2 separate regions of the Homo sapiens genome follow, and region 1 is linked to region 2. Evidence: read pairs that join two places in POLR2A ChIA-PET (ENCODE). Cell type or tissue: PC-9. All regions are shown on one strand. Each heading gives the region's core, and the rest is flanking DNA. Links, peaks and the distances in the headings are about the cores only.

Region 1 (9,181 bases), core at 1,868-6,867, 750 kb after region 2:
CTGAAGAACTATTACAATTTAAAGGAAACTCAAGAGATATGGCAACTAAAGGTCCTGTACTGGATGGTAGTAAATGCTTTAAGAGATATTAATGGTAATTCACAAAATTGGAATATAGACTGTAGATTACCATATCAATTTCCTAAATGTGACAATTTCCTGTAGTTATTAATACATAAAGAAGGCTGGGTGCGGTGGCTCACGCCTGTAATCCCAGCACTTTGGGAGGCCGAGGCAGGTGGATCACCTGAGATCAGGAGTTCGAGACCAGCGTGGCCAACATGGTGAAACCCCGTCTCCACTAAAAATACAAAATTTAGCTGGGCGTGGTGGCCGGCGCCTGTAATCCCAGCGACTAGAGAGGCTGAGGCAGGAGAATAGCTTGATCCCGCGACGGGGAGGTTGCAGTGAACCGAGATAGTGCCACTGCACTCCAGCCTGGGCAACAAGAGCAAAACTCCGTCTCAAAAAAAAAAAAAAAAACAACAACAACATAAAAAAACTTTGTTTTTAAGAAACGCAGAAGTACTAAGAGGTAAAAGGGTGGCCAGGCGCGGTGCCTCACGCCTGTAATTCCAACACTTTGGGAGGCTGAAGTGGATGGATCACCTGAGATTAGGAGTTCGAGACCAGCCTGGCCAACATGGTGAAACCCTGTCTCTACTAAAAATACAAAAATTTGCCAGGCCTGGTGGTGGGTGCCTATTGTACCAGCTACTCGGGAGGCTAAGGATGCAGTAAGCCAAGATTGCACCACTGCACTCCAGCCTGGGCGAGAGTGCAAGACTGTCTCAGAAAAAAAAAAAAAAAAAAAGTATGAAGTATGCAAACTAATCTTAAATATTTCAGGAAAACAGTATGTATACGTGTGACAGAGAAAATAAAGTGAATGATAAAGATAATGTGGCATCTTTTTCCCCCCAACATGGTTGATTAGAGGCTTTTAGCATGCATCAGCCACTTGGAAATATCAAGATAGTGCATAAAGATCAACTGTGGGCTGGGCATGGTGGCTCAAGCCTGTAATTCCAGCACTTGGGGAGGCCGAGGTGGGTGGATTGCTTCACTTCTGCTTAGGAGTTCAAGACCAGCCTGGGTGACATGGTAAAATCCTATCTCTAAAAACAAAAACAAAAAATCAGCCAGGCATGGTGGTGTGCACCTGTAGTCCCAGCTACTTAGGACACTGAAGCAGGAGAATCACCTGAGCCTGGGAGGCTGAGGCTGCAGTGAGCCGTGATCATGCCACAGCACTCCAGCCTAGGCAAGAGAGTGAGACCTTGTCTCAAAAAAAAAAAAAAAAGAAGCAATCGACTCTGTAAGCTTTAATTCAGGAAGGAAAACAGAAACCCAGTGGAATCATAAACGACACCCAGAGCCTGGGAAGGAGAACACAGGCTGATAAAAGTGAGTGAGGCCCCAGTATGCAAGAAAGGCAGAGAGCCTCTCTCTGTGACACTTTTTCCCTGGGCATCTGAGCAACCCAGGCCAAGGAATAGAACATTGTTGCTCCTAATCCCTGAAGCTAACTGGGGTGTTGGAACTGTGCTTTCCCCCACTGCAGGCCTTGGATGCGTGGGGAGAGCTGCTACAGCTGCACTTTCTCCCGGACAATGAGACGTGCAGCCAGGGCCAGCTTCATGACCTGAAACCAGTCTATGTATATCACTGCTGGGTACCCCAGCAAGCTCTCCTAAGATCGTGGTGCAGCAGGGCCCTCTCCACTCCACCTCAGGCATAAATCCAGAAATTTGGAGCACCCACTTGCCTGGACCAGCAGCCTGGGCCACCCTACCCTTCATGGACATTGATCATAGTGCAGCAGGGCCCTCTCTGCTTCATACCCAGGCAGATCTCCAGGTATTCAGAGCATCCCTTTCCAAGGATCAGCAGGCTAAACCAACCTACACCCTTTCTATGCATAGATTATGGTGCAGTAGGGCCCTCTCTACTGCACGCTTAGGCAGATCTCCAAGCATTTGGAGCACCTGCTTGCATGGACTAGCAGCCTGAGTCACCCCATCCTTCTTGTGCATGGTGGGTCCTCTCCACTTCATACCCAGGCAGATCTCCAGGCATTCAAAGCACTCACTTGCCTGCTTCAGCAGCCTGACCTGCCCCACCCTTCCTGGGTATATATTGTGGTGCAGCAGGGCCTCTCTGCTCTATGGCCAGGAAGACCTCCAGGCATTCAAAGCACTCATTTGCTGGGATTGGTAGCCTGAACAGCCCCACCTTTCCTGTGCAGAGATCCAGGTGCAGGGGTCCCCATCTCTGCTTCATATCCAGGCAGATCTCCAGGCATTTGGAGCACCTGCTCATCTGGAACAGCAGCCTGAGCCACCCTACCATTCCTGTGCAGAGATCCTGGTGCATGGGTGGCTATCTCTGCTCCATGCCCAGGTCCCAGGCATATCTCCAAGCATCTGGAGCACCCACTCTCCTGGATTATGAGTTTAGGCCACTCCTATCTATGTGTAGAGAACTTGGGGTCAAGGAGGTTTCTCAGTTCCACACCTGGACACACTTCTGGGCGTCTGGTGGCCACCCACTGGATTCTCCTTTGGCCTTGGTTCTTGTGCCTGCCACTGGGGGACCCGTAGGTGGACCTGCTTGGTCCAGCCCTGCCCACCTTCCACCCCTCCCAGCACCTCCCCAGGACTGAGGAGGGAGCACAGACCACTGTTTACTCCACAAATCAGCCCACTGCCTGAGGCAACAGAGAGCATCTCCCAGTAAACAAGGATCAAGTGTACACCCAGCCACTTTGGCCACAGCTAGCTCTTACCCGTAAGCGCCATCTACTGGCTGATAGGTAGAACTGCATATCCCAATTAAAAACCTGCCAACAGAAGTGCTTATGGTTACAGAAGCAAAGTCAAAAGACCCTACCCAGCATTCTCTATAGTCACACCCCCTAGGGAGTGGGGAAAGGGAAGGAGGAAAAAATAATATCACAGAAAAAGAAGGAAAAAATTCTACCTGCACAAAAATAATTACAAAAATTGAAGTGCCAATGTCTCCAGATGAGAAGGAACCAACACAAGGATTCTGCACCATGAAAAATCTGAATACAGTGACACCACCAAAGGATCACACAAGCTCTCCAGCAATGGTCCCTAACCAAAATGGAAACTCAGAAATGACAGAAAAAGAATTCAAAGCACCGACAAAAAGGAAGCTCAACAAGATCCAAGACAAGGTCGAATATCAACACAAAGAAACTTCTAAGGCAATCTAGGAAACAAAGGAAGAGATAAACATCTTAAAAAGAAATCAGGCCAGATACAGTAGCTCACATCTATAATCCCAGCACTTTAGGAGACTGAGGTGGGGGAATCGCTATGAGCCCAGGAGTTCGAGACAGCTTCTGGCCTATAGTTGTGCTCTGTGGGAACTCAGCTGGATGGCATGGCCTCCCGTTATCCTAGAAAGCACCTAGATGGCAGGGCGGGCATCCCCACCCACCTCTGCTACTGGTAGCCAGGCAAGCTGCACCTGCTACAGCTTCTAGTCCAGTGATCCTACTTCAGCCTGAATCTGTTGAGAAGCACAGCCTCCCGTCTTCCTGGAAACACTCAGATGACAGGGTGGTCAACTCCACCCACTCCTGGCCTGGCCTCTTGTAGCCAGACAGGCCATATCTGCAACAGCTTCCAGCCCAGCAGTCCCGCTTCTGCCTGAATTCCGTAGGCAGGCACAACCCTGTGATTCCTGGGGAGCACATGAACAGCAGAATAGGGCTTACCTGGCAAGGATACGGCCTTTGCATGAGGGAGCCCCATGGATCAGAACATCCAATAAAAGAAATGCAGGCATAGAGACAGTAAACAGAGGGGGCTCCTTCACAACCCAAGAGCAGACTAGACTCAAAGCCAGTCGACTGAACCCACCTTATACCATAATCAAACCTCCAAGGGCATCCAAGAAGATAAAAGCCAAAAAAAAAAAAAAAAAAAAAAAGCCAAAGGACAGCAACTTCAGAGACTGAAGAAATATCAGCCCACATGGATGAGAAAGAACCAGTACAAAAAACTCAAAAGGCCAGACTGTCCTGTCTTAACTCCAACTACATTGGTTCCCCAGCAATTATTCATAACCTGGCTGAAATGACAGAAATAGAATTCAGAATATGTATAGGAATGAAGATAACTGACATTCAGGAAATAGTCAAAGCCCAATCAAAAAATTCTAAGAAATAGAATAAAACAATACAGGAGATAAAAGATGAAATGGTCATTTTAAGAAAGAACCAAACTAAGCTGAAGGAACTGAAAAACTCACTTCAAGAATTTCAGAAAACAATCACAAATCTTAACAGCAAAATCAACCAAGATGAGAAAAGAATTTCAGAGCTCAAAGACCTGCTCTCCAAAATAACTCAGACAAAAACAAAAAAACAATAAATATGTGATTATGTAAAGAGACCAACTCTACGACTCATTGGCATCCCTGAAAGGGAGAAAAAGCAGGCAACTTGGAAAACATTTCAAGATATTATCCATGAACATTTCCTCAACCTCACTAAAGAGGCCAACATTCAAATTCAGGAAATGCAGAGAACCCCTGAAAAATACTACACAAGAAGACCAACCCCAAGACACACAGTCATCCGATTCTCCAAGGTCAAAATGAAAGAAAAAATGTTAAAGGCAGCCAGAGAGAGCAGGTAGGTCATCTAAAAAGGGAACCCCATCAGGCTAATGGCTGTACTTTGAGCCAAAAACCTACAAGCCAGAAGAGATTGTGGGCCTATGTATTGGTTAGTTCTCACACTGCTATAAAGACACACTGACTAGGTGCGGTGGCTCACACCTGTAATCCCAGCACTTTGAGAGGCTGAGGTGGGCAGATCACTTGATGTAAGGAGTTCAAGACCAGCCTGGCCAACACAGCAAAACCCCATCTCTACTAAAAATGCAAAAAAAAAAAAAATTAGCCGGGTGTGGTAGCAGGCACCTGTAATCCCAGCTACTCGCGAGGCTGAGGTAGGAGAATCACTTGAGCCCAGGAGGTGGTTGTGCAATGAGCTGAGACTGCACTGTTGCAGGAAGTCAGGGACCCCAAATGGAAGAACCGGCTGAAGCCATGGCCGAAGAACATAAATTGTGAAGATTTCATGGACATTTATTAGTTCCCCAAATTAATACTTTTATCATTCTTACACCTGTCTTTACTGCAAACTCTGAACATAAACTGTGAAGATTTCATGGACACTTATCACTTCCCCAATCAATACTCTTGTGACTTCCTATGCCTGTCTTTACTTTAATCTCTTAATCCCGTCATCTTTGTAAGCTGAGGATGAATGTTGCCTCAGGACCCTGTGATGACTGCGTTAACTGCACAAATTGTTTAAACAATAAGAAATCTGGGCACCTTGAAAAAAGAACAGGATAACAGCGATGTTCAGGGAACAAGGGAGATAACCTTAAAGTCTGGCTGCCTGTGGGCCGGGCAGAACAGAGCCTATTTCTCTTCTTTCAAAAGCAAATAGGAGAAGTATCGCTGAATTCTTTTTCTCAGCAAGCAACATCCCTGAGAAAGAGAATGCATTACCAAAGGGAGATCTCTGAAATGGCCGCTTTGGGAATGTCTGTCTTTTATGGTTGTAGATAAGGGACGAAATAAGCCCCTGTCTCCCATAGCGCTCTCAGGCTTATTAGGAAAAGGAAATTCCCGCCTAATAAATTTTGGTCAGACCGGTTATCTGCTCTCAAACCCTGTCTCCTGATAAAATGTTATCAATGACAATGCGTGCCCGAAACTTCATTAACAATTTTAATTTCGCTCCGTTCCTGTGATCTCACCCTGCCTCCATTTGCCTTGTGATATTTTATTACCTTGTGAAGCATGTGATCTCTGTGACCCACACCTTATTCGTACACTCCCTCCCCTTTTGAAAATCACTAATAAAAACTTGCTGGTTTTGCGGCTTTGGGGGCATCACGGAACCTGCCGACATGTGAAGTCTCCCCTGGACACCCAGCTTTAAAATTTCTCTCTTCTGTACTCTTTCCCTTTATTTCTCAGACTGGCCGACATTTAGGGAAAATAGAAAAGGACCCACGTGAAATATTGGGGGCTGAAATTCCCCCGATACTGCACCACTGAACTCCAGCCTGGGCGACAGAGCAAGACTCTGTATAAAAAAAAAAAAAAGACATACCTGAGACTGGGTAATTTATAAAGAAAAGTGGTTTAATCGGCTCTGGTTGTACAGGCTGCACAAGCTTCTGCTTCTGGGGAGGCCTCAGGACACTTACAATCATGGCAGAAGGCAAAGGGGAAGCAAGCATATCTTCACATGGCCAGCAGGAGAGAGAGAGCACAAAGTGGGGATCTGGTTGTTTTACACACTGTCCAACAACCAGATCTCATGAGAACTCTATCATGAGACAGCACTAGCAGGATGGTGCTAAACCATTAGAAACCACCCCCATGATCCAATCACCTCCCACTAGGCCCCACCCCCAACACTGGGGATTACAATTCAACATGAAATTTGGGTGGGGACACAGAGCCAAACCATATCAGCCTATATTCAGCATTCTTAAAGAAAAAACTTTCCAACCAAGAACTTCATATCTAGCCAAACTAAGCTTCATAAGCGAAGAAGAAATAATATCTGTTTCAGAAAAGCAAATGCTAAGGGATTTCATTACACCAGATCTGCCTTACAAAAAGTCCTGAAGGGAGTGCTAAACATGGAAAGGAAAAACAGTTACTGGCCACTATAAAAATACACTTAAGTACACAGGCTAGTAACCCTATAAAGGCACCACACAAGTCTGCATGATAACCAGCTAGCAACATGACAAAAGGAAATAATCCACACATCGCAATACTTACCTTGAATGTAAATGGACTAAATGCTCCAATTAAAAGGCACAGAGTGGCAAACTGGATATAGAAGCAAGACCCAATTGTATGCTGTCTTCAAGAGACCCATCTCAAATGCAATGGCACCCACAAGCTCCAAGTAAAAGGATGGAGAAAAATCTACCAAGCAAATGGAAAATAGAAAAAAGCAGAGGTTGCTACTCTAATTTCAGACAAAACAGACTTTAAACAAAGATTAAAATAAATAAATAAATAAAGGGCATTACATAATGGTAAAGGGCTCAGTTCAACAAGACCTAACTATTCTAAATATATACACACACCCAAAACAGGAGCAGCCAGATCCATAAAGCAAGTTCTTAGAGACCTATGAAGAGACACAGACAAACACACAATAATAGTGGGAGATTTCAACACCTCACTGACAACAGGCAGATCATTCAGGACCTGAACTCAACACTTGATCAAATAGACCTAACAGACATTTACAGAACACTCCACACAGACAAGAGAATATACATTCTTCTCATCTGAACAAGGCACATACTTTAAAATCAACCCACAATCGGACATAAAACAATCCTCATTAAATTAAAAAAAAAAACAAAATCATACAAAGCACACTCTCATACCACAGTGTAGTAAAAATAGAAATCAATACTAAAGAAACTCAGTCAAAACTGTATAATTACATGAAAATTAAGCAACCTGTTCTGGAATGATTTCTGGGTAAATAATGAAATTAAGGCAGAAATCAAGAAATTCTTTGAAACTAATGAGAAGAAAGTACAAAGGTACAAAAATCAGTAGCACTCCTATACACCAACATCCAAACTGAGAGCCAAAGCAAAAATGTAATCCCATTCACCATAGCCGCAAAAAGAATTAAAAACCTAGGAATATAGCTAACTAGAGAGGTTTACTATCTTTACAATGAAGATTATAAAACACTGCTCAAAGAAACAGAGAGGACACAAACAAATGGAAAAGCATTCCATGTTCATGGCTAGGAAGACTCAATATTGTTTGGCCAATGGCCATGCTGCCCAAAGCAATCTAAAGATTCAATGGTATTCCTATCAAACTACCAATGACATTCTTCACAGGATTAGAAAAAACTGTTTTAAAATTCATGTGGAACCTCAAAAGAGCCCAAATAGTGAATGCAAGCCTAAGCAAAAATAACAAAGCAGGAAGCACCACATTACCCAACTTCAAACTATACCACAAGGCTACAGTAACCAAAACAGCATGACACTGCTACAAAAACAGGCACACAAACCAACGGAACAGAATAGAGAGCACAAAAATAAGGCCATACACCTACAATCTGATCTTTCACAAAGCTGACAAAAACAAGCAATGGGGAAAAGACTCCCTATTCAATAAATGGTGCTGGGATAAGTGGATAACCATATGCAGAAGACTAAAACTGGACCCCTTCCTTGTACCATATACAAATACAAAAATCAACTCAAGATGGAGTAAAGACTTAAAGGTAAAACTTAAAACTATAAAAACCCTGGAATGATAACCTAGGAAATACCATTCTGGACATAGGCCCTGGCAAAGATATCATAACAAAGACTCCAAAAGCAACTGCAACAAAAACTGACAAATGAGACCCAATTAAACTAAGGAGCTTCTGCACAGCAAAAGAAACTATCAGAGTAATCAGATACCCTAGAGAATGGAAGAAAATATTTTCAAACTATGCAACTGAAAAATATCTAATATCCAGGATCTATAAGGAACTTAAACAAATTTACAAGCAAAAAACAACCCCACTAAAAAGTGGGCAAAGGACATGAACAGATACTTCTCAAAAGACCTAAATATGGGCAATAAGCATATGAAAAAATGCTCAACATTACTATCATTAGAGAAGTGCAAATCAAAACCATAATGAGATACCATCTCATACCAGTCAGAACGGCTATTATTAAAAAGTCAAGAAATAACAGATGCTGGCAAGGCTGCAGAGAACTGGAAATGTTTATGCGCTGCTGGTGGGAATGTAAATTCGTTCAGCCACTGTGGAAAGCAGCTTGGCAATTTCTCAGAGATCCCAAAGCAGAACTGCCATTCAACCCACAATCCCACTATTTAGTATATACCCAAAAGAATATAAATTGTTCCAACACAAAGACATATGCACATGTATGTTCACTGCAGCACTACTCACAATTGCAAAGACATGGAATCAACCTAAATACCCATTAACGGTAGACTGAATAAAGAAAATATGGCATATATACATCATGGAATACTACACAGCCATAAAAAAGAGTGACATCATGTCCTTTACAGCAACATGGATGGAGCTGGAGGCCATTAT
Region 2 (9,181 bases), core at 1,804-6,803:
TTTAATATTGAATTAGAAGAATTATTCAATATAATTAAAAAAGAAAAAGCAACTAGAAGTATCAGAATTGAAAAGAAAGAGGTAAAACTATCCCTATTTGTAGGTGATTTGATTAAGTATCTAGAAAACCCCAAAGAATCCACTGAAAAACTACTAAAAACAGTAAGAGGAAGAGCAGCAGGAGGAGGAGAGAGAAATACAGTAAGAGAATTTAGTAAAGTCACAGCATATAAAATTAAAATAGGAATGGTGGTGAACATCTGTAAGCCCAGCACTTTGGGAGGCTGAGGCAGGAGGATCACTTGAGCCCAGGAATTCAAGCCAGCCTAGGCAACATAGCAAGACCCTGTCTCTGCGAAATTAAAAATTAGCCAGGCATGGTGCCACGCACCTATAATCCCACATAGTCCGGAGGCTGAGGTGGGAGGACTTCTTGAGCACAGGAAGTCAAGGCTGCAGTGAACCATAACTGGACCGCTGAACTCCAGCCTGGGTGACAGAGTATGATCCAATCTCAAAAAATAAAACAAAATTAAATTAAATTAAATTAAAATACAGAAATTGATTATATATATATAGTCTGTATATATATAATATATATAAATATGCTGTATATATATATAACTGTATATATATATACAGTTACTAGTTAGAAGATATAATGGAAAAGAATGTCTCATTTAAAATAGCAAAAAATAAAATATTCAGGCATAAACCTAATAAGAAACGTACAAAATAAGCAAACAAATAAGATATGATTTAAAGGCATAAAAGTAGACATCCTATATTCCATATTCTTGGATAATACAATTCAGCATCATAAACATGTCTACTCTAAGTTAATATATAAATTTAATATTATGCTAGTTTTAAAAAATCTTATTTTTAAGAACTAGCTTATAAAGTTATATAGAAAAATAGCCAGGTGCAGTGGTGCATGCCATAGTCCCAGCTACTCTGGAGGCTGAGGCAGGAGGATCACTTAAGCCCAGGAGTTTGAGACCAGCCGAGGCAACATCAAGACCCTGTCTCTAAAAAATAAATAAATAAATAAAAGGAAGAATAAGTAAGCAAGAATAGCAATGAAATGCCTGAAAAAGATCAGTGATGAGGGCTGGTCCTACCAGATATGAAAATGTATCGTAAGAAAGTCAAACTATCCCTGTTTGCAGATGACATGATCCTATATCTAGAAAACCCCATTGTCTCAGCCCAAAAGCTTCTTAAGCTGATAAACAACTTCAGCAAAGTCTCAGTATACAAAATCAGCATGCAAAAATCACTAGCATCCCTATACATTAACAATAGTCAAGCCAAGAGCCAAATCACAAATGAACTCCCATTCACAATTGCCAGAAAAAGAATAAAATACCTTAGGAATATAGCTAACTAGGAAGGTGAAAGATCTCTAAAAGGAGAACTACAAACCACTGCTCAAAGAAATCACAGATGACACAAATGGAAAAACATTCCATACTCATAAAAAGGAGGAATCAATATCGTTAAAATGGCCATACTGGCAAGGGCAATTTATAGATTCAATGCTATTCCTATCAAACTACCATTGACATTCTTCACAGAACTAGAAAAAAACTATTTTAAAATTCATAAGGAATCAAGAAGAAGCCTGAACAGTGAGGCAATCCTAAGAAAAAGAACAAAGCCGAAAGCATCACACTACCCAACTTCAAAGTATAGTACAGGGCTACAGTAACCAAAACAGCATGGTATAATACAAGAACAGACACATACACCAATGGAACAAAATGGAGAACCCAGAAATAAGACTTCACACCGACAAACCATCTGATCTTCAACAAAGCTGACAAAAACAAGCAATAGGGAAAGAATTCCCTATTCAGTAAATGGTGCTGGGATAACTGGATAGCCATATGGAGAAAACTGAAACTGGAACCCTTCCTTATGCCATATACAAAAATTAACTGAAGATGGGATTAAAGGCTTAAATGTAAAACCCAAAACTATAAAAACCCTGGAAGACAACCTTGGCAATACCATTCTGGACATAGAAACGGGAAAAGATTTCACAATGAAGATGCCAAAAACAATTGCAACAGAAGCAAAAATTGACAAATGGCATATCTAATTAAACTAAAGAGCTTCTGGACAGTAAAAGAAACTATCCATAGAGTAAACAGACAACCTACAGAATGGGAGAAAATTTTTGCAAACTATGTATCCGACAAAGGTCTAATATCCAACATCTATGAGGAACTTAAACAAATTTACAAGCAAAAAACAACCCCATAAAAAAGTGGGCAAAGGACATGAACAGACAGTTTTGAAAAGACAAAAATGTGGCCAATAATCATATGAGAAAAAGCTCAACATCACTGATCATTAGAGAAATACAACTCAAAACCATAATGAGCTACCATCTAACACCAGTCAGAATGGCAACTATTATAAAGTCAAAAAATAACAGATGCTGGCAAGGTTGTGGAGAGAAAGGATCACTTATATACACTGTGGTGGGAGTGTAAATTAGTTCAGCCATGGTGGAAGACAGCGTGGTGATTCTTCAAAGATCTAAAGACAGAAATATCATTTGACCCAGCAATCCCATTACTAAGTATATACCTGAAGGAATATAAATCATTCTATGATAAAGACACATGCATGCATATGTTCACTGCAGCACTATACACAATAGCAATGACATGGAACTAACCTAAATATCCATCAATGATAGACTAGATAAAGAAAATGCAGTACATATACACCATGGAATACTATGCAGCCATAAAAAAGAATGAGATCATGTCATTTGCAGGGACATGGATGGAGCTAGAGGCCATTATTCTTAGCAAACTAACACAGGAAGAGAAAACCAAATACTACATTTTCCCTGTTAAGTGGGACCTAAATGATGAGACCACATGGACACACAAAGGGGAACAATACATACTGGGGCCTTTCGGATGGTGGAGGATGGACAGAGGGAGAGGATCAAGAAAAACAGCTAATGGGTACTAGGCTCAATACCTAGGTGATGAAATAATCTGTACAACAAACCTCCATGACACAAGTTTACCTTTGTGACAAACCTGCACATGTACCCCGAACTTAAAAGTCAAAAAAAAAAAAAAGAAAAAGGAAAATGTATCATAAAGCCTCAATAATTAAAATATTGTGGTAATGACCCACTAATAGACAGATCAATAGAAAAGAATAGAAAATCAAAAAATAGACTTAGGTTGAATACAGCTGTTTTTAAATGTTGGAAATATTATCATATGGAAGACAAATCAGCCCTGTTCATATTAACCAGAAAAGACTGAACTAGGACCAGTTCGCAGAAAAAGCTAAAGCTACGAGGAGACATATTACATTTAGTTCAATAGAAAGAATTAATGTTCTAATACTCAGTGCTCACCAAAAATGAATGGAGTCTTTCTGAAAGTAGTTCTCTGTCACTTCAGATATTCAAACTTAAGCATAATGATCAAGTATGGATGTTATATTAAGACTCATCATCAGATAAAAGAGAAGATCATCCTGGTGGATGGGAAGTAGGACTAGATTGTAGCTCCAACTCAGATGGACAGAGCAGTGTGTGGAGGCTCACGTGAGAAATTTTAGCTCCAGAATGACTGCAAGAACAAAGCAGGAATCCCGAGAGGACCCAAAGACCCTCCGAAGGCAGTGGACTGCTCCTGCAGGACCTGGGAGACACCCCAAATACTGTGAGTGCCCAAACTGCGAAAGTGGGAAAGGGAGACCCTCCACTCCCAAACACACCCCCACTGGGGAAACTGAAGGTCTGGTTTGCAGGAGAAGTTTCCAACCTTACCTGGAGCTGAGTCAATTTAGAGAGCCGAGCAAAATACAGGGGTAGAGGAAGCAGCAGGAAAGGCTCTGGGAGTTCGCAGGGTCCCCAAGCAGGCCATTCCTGCCTGGCACCACAGGGATCCTTCGGGAGGGCGGCCAGAGGCACAGGGGAAAACGCCCCAAGGAGAAGGAAGTCTCCAGCTGAACTTTGTAACAATTTGAATCGGGCGAGGTGCCTCCCGCTAGAACTCAGGGGAGGGCATGAATCCAGTGTACAGACTCCACAGGGGGAAGAACAACCAAAACTCTTTTCTTTTGCAGCTGGGAGGCAGGTAGCATGGGACAAGTTCTCAAGTCCTGCTTGCCCACTGCCTGGAAACAGCCTTAAGGCTGTTAGTAGGGGCATGGTGGGAGTAAGACCAGCCCTTCAGATTGTGTGGAGACCAGGTGAGGTCTGTGACCGCCTGCTTTCCCCCACTTCCCTGACAACCTGCATGACTCAGCAGAGGCAGCCATAATCCTCCTAGGTACATAACTCCACTGACCTGGGAAACTCACCCCCATTCCCCACAGCAGCCACAGCAAGACCTGCCCAAGAAGAATCTGAGCTCAGACACGCCTAGCCCTGCCCCGACCTGGTAGCTGAAGACAAAGGGTGGGTAGGGTATATGAAGAAATATACTCTTGGGAGTTCTGGGGCTCTGCCCACCACCAGTTCCTCTCCATACTATCACAGCTGATGCTCTTTGGAAAGTGCCACCTCCCGGCAGGAGACCAAGCAGCACAAAAACAGAACATTAAACCACCAAAGCTAAGAACCCTCACGAACTGTTTCACCCCCGCTGCCACCTCCACTAGAACAGGTGCTGGTATCCACGACTGAGGGAGCCATAGACGGTTCACATCACAGGACTCTGTGCAGATAACCCCCAGCACCAGCCCAGAACCAGGTAGGCTTGCTGGGTGGCTAGACCAAGAAGAGAGATAACAATTACTACAGTTCAGCTCATAGGAAGCCACATCCATAGGAAAAGGGGGAGAGTACTACATCAAGGGAGAACCCCATGGGACAAAAGAATCTGAACAAAAGACTTCAGCTCTATACCTTCCCTCTGACAGAGCCTACCCAAATGAGAAGGAACCAGAAAACCAACTCTGGTACTATGACAAAACAAGGCTCTTTAACACCCCCAGAAAATCACACTAGCTCACCAGCAATGGTTCCAAACCAAGAAGAAATCCCTGATTTACATGAAAAAGAATTCAGGATGTTAGTTATTAAGCTAATCAGGGAGGCACCAGAGAAAGGCGAAGCCCAATGCAAGGAAATCCAAAAAAATGATACAAGAAGGAAAGGGAGAAATATTCAAGGAAATAGATGGCATAAAGAAAAAGCAATCAAAACATCAGGGAAATTGGGCACACTTACAGAACTGCAAAATGCTCTGGAAAGTCTCAGCAATAGAATTGAACAAGTAGAAGAAAGAAATTCAGAGCTCGAAGACCAGGTCTTCGAATTAACCCAATCCAACAAAGACAAAGAAAAAAGAAAAAGAAAATATGAACAAAGCCTCCAAGAAGTCTGGGATTATGTTAAATGACCAAACCTAAGAATAATTGATGTTCCTCATAGTGTACTTATACAAATGGAGGGTATAGCCCACCACACACACCTTGGCTATATGATATAACCTTTTGCTCCCAGGCTATAAACCTGTACAGCATGTACTACACTGAATACTGTAGGCAACTGTAACACAATGGTTTGTATCTGTGTATCTTAACATAGAAAAGGTATAGTAAAAATACAGTCTTATAATCTTATGGGACTGCTATCTTATCTGCAGTCTGTTGTTAACTAAAACATCCTTATGCAGTGCATGACTGTATCTTGCAATTTCTTAACTTTTGCCAATATGATGAGTAAAAAAAATGAACCCTCATTTGTACTTTAACTTACATTATAATTTTTTTGTGGATTAAAAAAAAGAATAATTGATGTTCCTGAGGAAGAAAAGAAATCTAAAAGTTTGGAAAACATATTTGGGGGAATAATTGAGGAAAACTTCCCTGGCCTCGCTAGAGATCTAGACATCCAAATACAAGAAGCACAAAGAACACCTGGGAAATTCATCGCAAAAAGATCATCACCTAGGCACGTTGTCATCAGGTTATCTAAAGTTAAGACGAAGAAAAGAATCTTAACATCTGTGAGACAAAAGCATCAGGTACCCTATAAAGGAAAACCTAACAGATTAACAGCAGTTTTCTCAGCAGACACCCTACAAGCTGGAAGGGATTGGGGCCCTATCTTCAGCCTCCTCAAACAAAACAATTATCAGCCAAGAATTTTGTATCCAGCGAAACTAAGCATCATATATGAAGGAAAGATATAGTCTTTTCCAGACAAACAAATGCTGAGAGAATTCGCCACTACCAAGCCACCACTACCAAGAACTGCTAAAAAGAGCTCTAATCCTGGAAACACATCAAAACAGAAGCTCTTTAAAGCATAAATCACACAGGACTTATAAAACAAAAAAAATGAAAATTTAAAAAGCAAAAATAAAAAACAAAAAACCAAGGTACAAAGTCAACAAATAGCACGATGAATGGAATGGTATCTCACATCTCAATAGTAACATTGAATGTAAATGGCTTAAATGCTCTACCTAAAAGATACAAAACTGCAGAATGGATAAGAACTCACCAACCATCTGCTCCCTTCAGGATACTCACCTAACACATAAGGACTACATAAACTGAAATAAAAAGGTTGGAAAAAGCATTTCATGCAAATGGACACCAAAAGCGAGCAGGGGTAGCTATTCTTATATCAGACAAAACAAACTTTAAAGCAACAGCAGTTGAAGAGACAAAGAGGGACATTATATAATGGTAAAGGCCTTGTCCAACAAGAAAATATCACAATCCTAAACATATATGCACCTAACACTGGTGCTCCCAAATTTGTAAAACAATTACTAACAGACCTAAGAAATGAGATAGACAGCAATACATAACAGTGGGGGACTTCAATACTCCACTGACAGCACTAGACAGGACATCAACACAAAAAGTCAACAAAGAAACAATGGATTTAAACTATACCTTGGAACAAATGGACTTAGCAGATATATACAAAACATTTTCTCCAACAACCACAGAATACACATTCTATTCAACAGTGCACAGAACCTTCTCCAAGATAGACCATGTGATAGGCCACTAGATGAGCCTCAATAAATTTAAGAAAATTGAAATTATATCAAGCACTCTCTCAGAGTGGAATAAAATTGGAAATCAACTCCAAAAGGAACCTTCAAGACCATGCAAATACATGGACGTTAAATAACCTGCTCCTGAATGATCATTTGGTCAAAAACAAAACTCAGACGGAAATTAAAAATTCTTTGAACTGAACAACAATAATGACACTACCTATCAAAACCTCTGGGATACAGCAAAGGCTGTGCTAAGAGAAGAGTTCATAGCATTAAATGCCTATATCAAAAAGACGGAAAGAATACAAACCGACATTCTAAGGTCACACCTCAAGGAACTAGAGAAACAAGAACAAACCAAACCCAAACCCAGCAGAAGAAAGGAAATAACCAAGATCAGAGCAGAATTAAATGAAATTGAAATAAACAAACAAAAAAAATACAAAAGATAAATGAAACAAAAAGCTAGTTCTTGGAAAAGATAAATAAATTTGATAGACTATTAGCAAGATTAACCAAGAAAAGAACAGAAAAAATCCAAATAACCTAATTAAGACACAAAACTGGACATATTACAACTGACACCGCTGAAATACAAAAGATCATTCAAGGCTACTAAGAACATCTTTATGCACATAAACTAGAAAACCTAGAAGAGATGGATAAATTCCTGGAAAAATACAACACTCCTAGCTTAACTCAGAAAGAATTAGATACCCTGAACAGACCAATAGCAAGCACCAAGATTTAAATGGTAATTAAAAAATTACCAACAAAAAAAAAGTCCAGGACCAGAAGGATTCACAGCAGAATTCTACCAGACATTCAAAGAATTGATACCAATCCTTTTGACACTATTCCACAAGATAGAGAAAAAAGGGAACCTTCCCTAATTCATTCTATGAAGGCAGAATCACCCTAATACCAAAACCAGGAAAGGACATATCTAAAAAAGAAAACCACAGACTGACATCCCTGATAAACACAGACACTAAAATCTTTAACAAAATACTCGCTAACTGAATCCAACAACATATCAAAAAGATAATCCACCATGATCACGTGGGTTACATAGCAGGGATGCAGGGATGGTTTAACATACACAAGTCAATAAATGTGATACACCACATAAACAGAATTAAAAACAAAAGTCACATGATCATCTCAATAGATGCAGAAAAAGCATTCAACAAAATCCAGCATCCCTTTATGATTAAAACTCTCAGCAAAATCAGCATACAATGGACATAACTCAATGTATTAAAAGCCATCTATGGCAAATCCACAGCAAACATAATATTGGATGGGGAAAGCTGAAAGCATTCTCTCTGAGAACTGGAATGAGACAAGGATACCTACCCACTCTCACCACTCCTCTTCAACATAGAACTGGAAGTCCCAGCCAGAGCAATCAGACAAGAGAAGGAAATAAAGGACACCCAAATTGGTAAAGAGGAAGTCAAACTGTCATTGTTTCCTGACAATATGATCATTTACCTTGAAAACCCTAAAGACTCTCCAGAAAGCTCCTAGAAATGATAAAAGAATTCAGCAAAGTTTCCGGATACAAGACTAATGTACACAAATCAGTAGCTCTTCTCTACACCAACAGCTACCAAGCGGAGAGTCAAATCAAGAACTCAACCCCTTTACAACAGCTGCAAAAATAATAAAATACTTAGAGATATACCTAACCAAGGAGGCAAAAGACCTCTATAAGGAAAACTACAAACACTGCTGAAAGAAATCATAGACAACATAAACAAATGGAAACACACCCCAAGCTCACGGATGAGTAGAATCAATACTGTGAAAATAGCCATACTGCTAAAAGCAATCTACAAATTCAATGCAATCCCCATCAGAACACCACTATCATTCTTCACATAATTAGAAAAAAAAATTCTAAAATTCATATGAAACCAAAATAGAGCCCGCATAGCCAAAGCAAGACTAAGCATGAAGAACAAATCTGAAGGCATCGCACTACCTGATTTCAAACTATACTATAAGGCCATAGTAACCAAAACAGCATGGTACTGGTATAAAAACAGGCATATAGACCAATGGAACAGAATAGAGAACCCAGAAATAAATCCAAATACTTATAGCCAACTGATCTTCAACAAAGCAAACAGAAACATAAAGTGGGGAAAGGACACCCT

What was found. Peaks named below come from ENCODE experiments on the same cell type or tissue, not always from the same donor. Only the 100,000 strongest peaks of a DNase experiment are listed, where the experiment ranks them.
Region 1: POLR2A ChIA-PET joins it to region 2 with 5 read pairs; 2 of 35 experiments call an interaction of 5 or more read pairs at or near these places.

The regions. Positions count from the first base shown.
Region 1 is chr1:178,762,141-178,771,321 of GRCh38, reverse strand. All of the region lies in intron 1 of RALGPS2 (Ral GEF with PH domain and SH3 binding motif 2), which reads right to left. Among named protein-coding and RNA genes, the nearest start is that of RALGPS2-AS1, 40 kb to the right of the region's middle. In PC-9, for the core only: CTCF peaks have their summits at 2,611 and 2,811 (motif pointing left); no DNase peak of the experiment used is centred there.
Region 2 is chr1:179,512,315-179,521,495 of GRCh38, reverse strand. The region is part of intron 21 of AXDND1 (axonemal dynein light chain domain containing 1); the gene reads right to left. Among named protein-coding and RNA genes, the nearest start is that of NPHS2, 59 kb to the left of the region's middle. RefSeq lists an enhancer at 3,405-4,604. In PC-9, for the core only: no CTCF peak of the experiment used is centred there; a DNase peak (open chromatin) is centred at 4,385.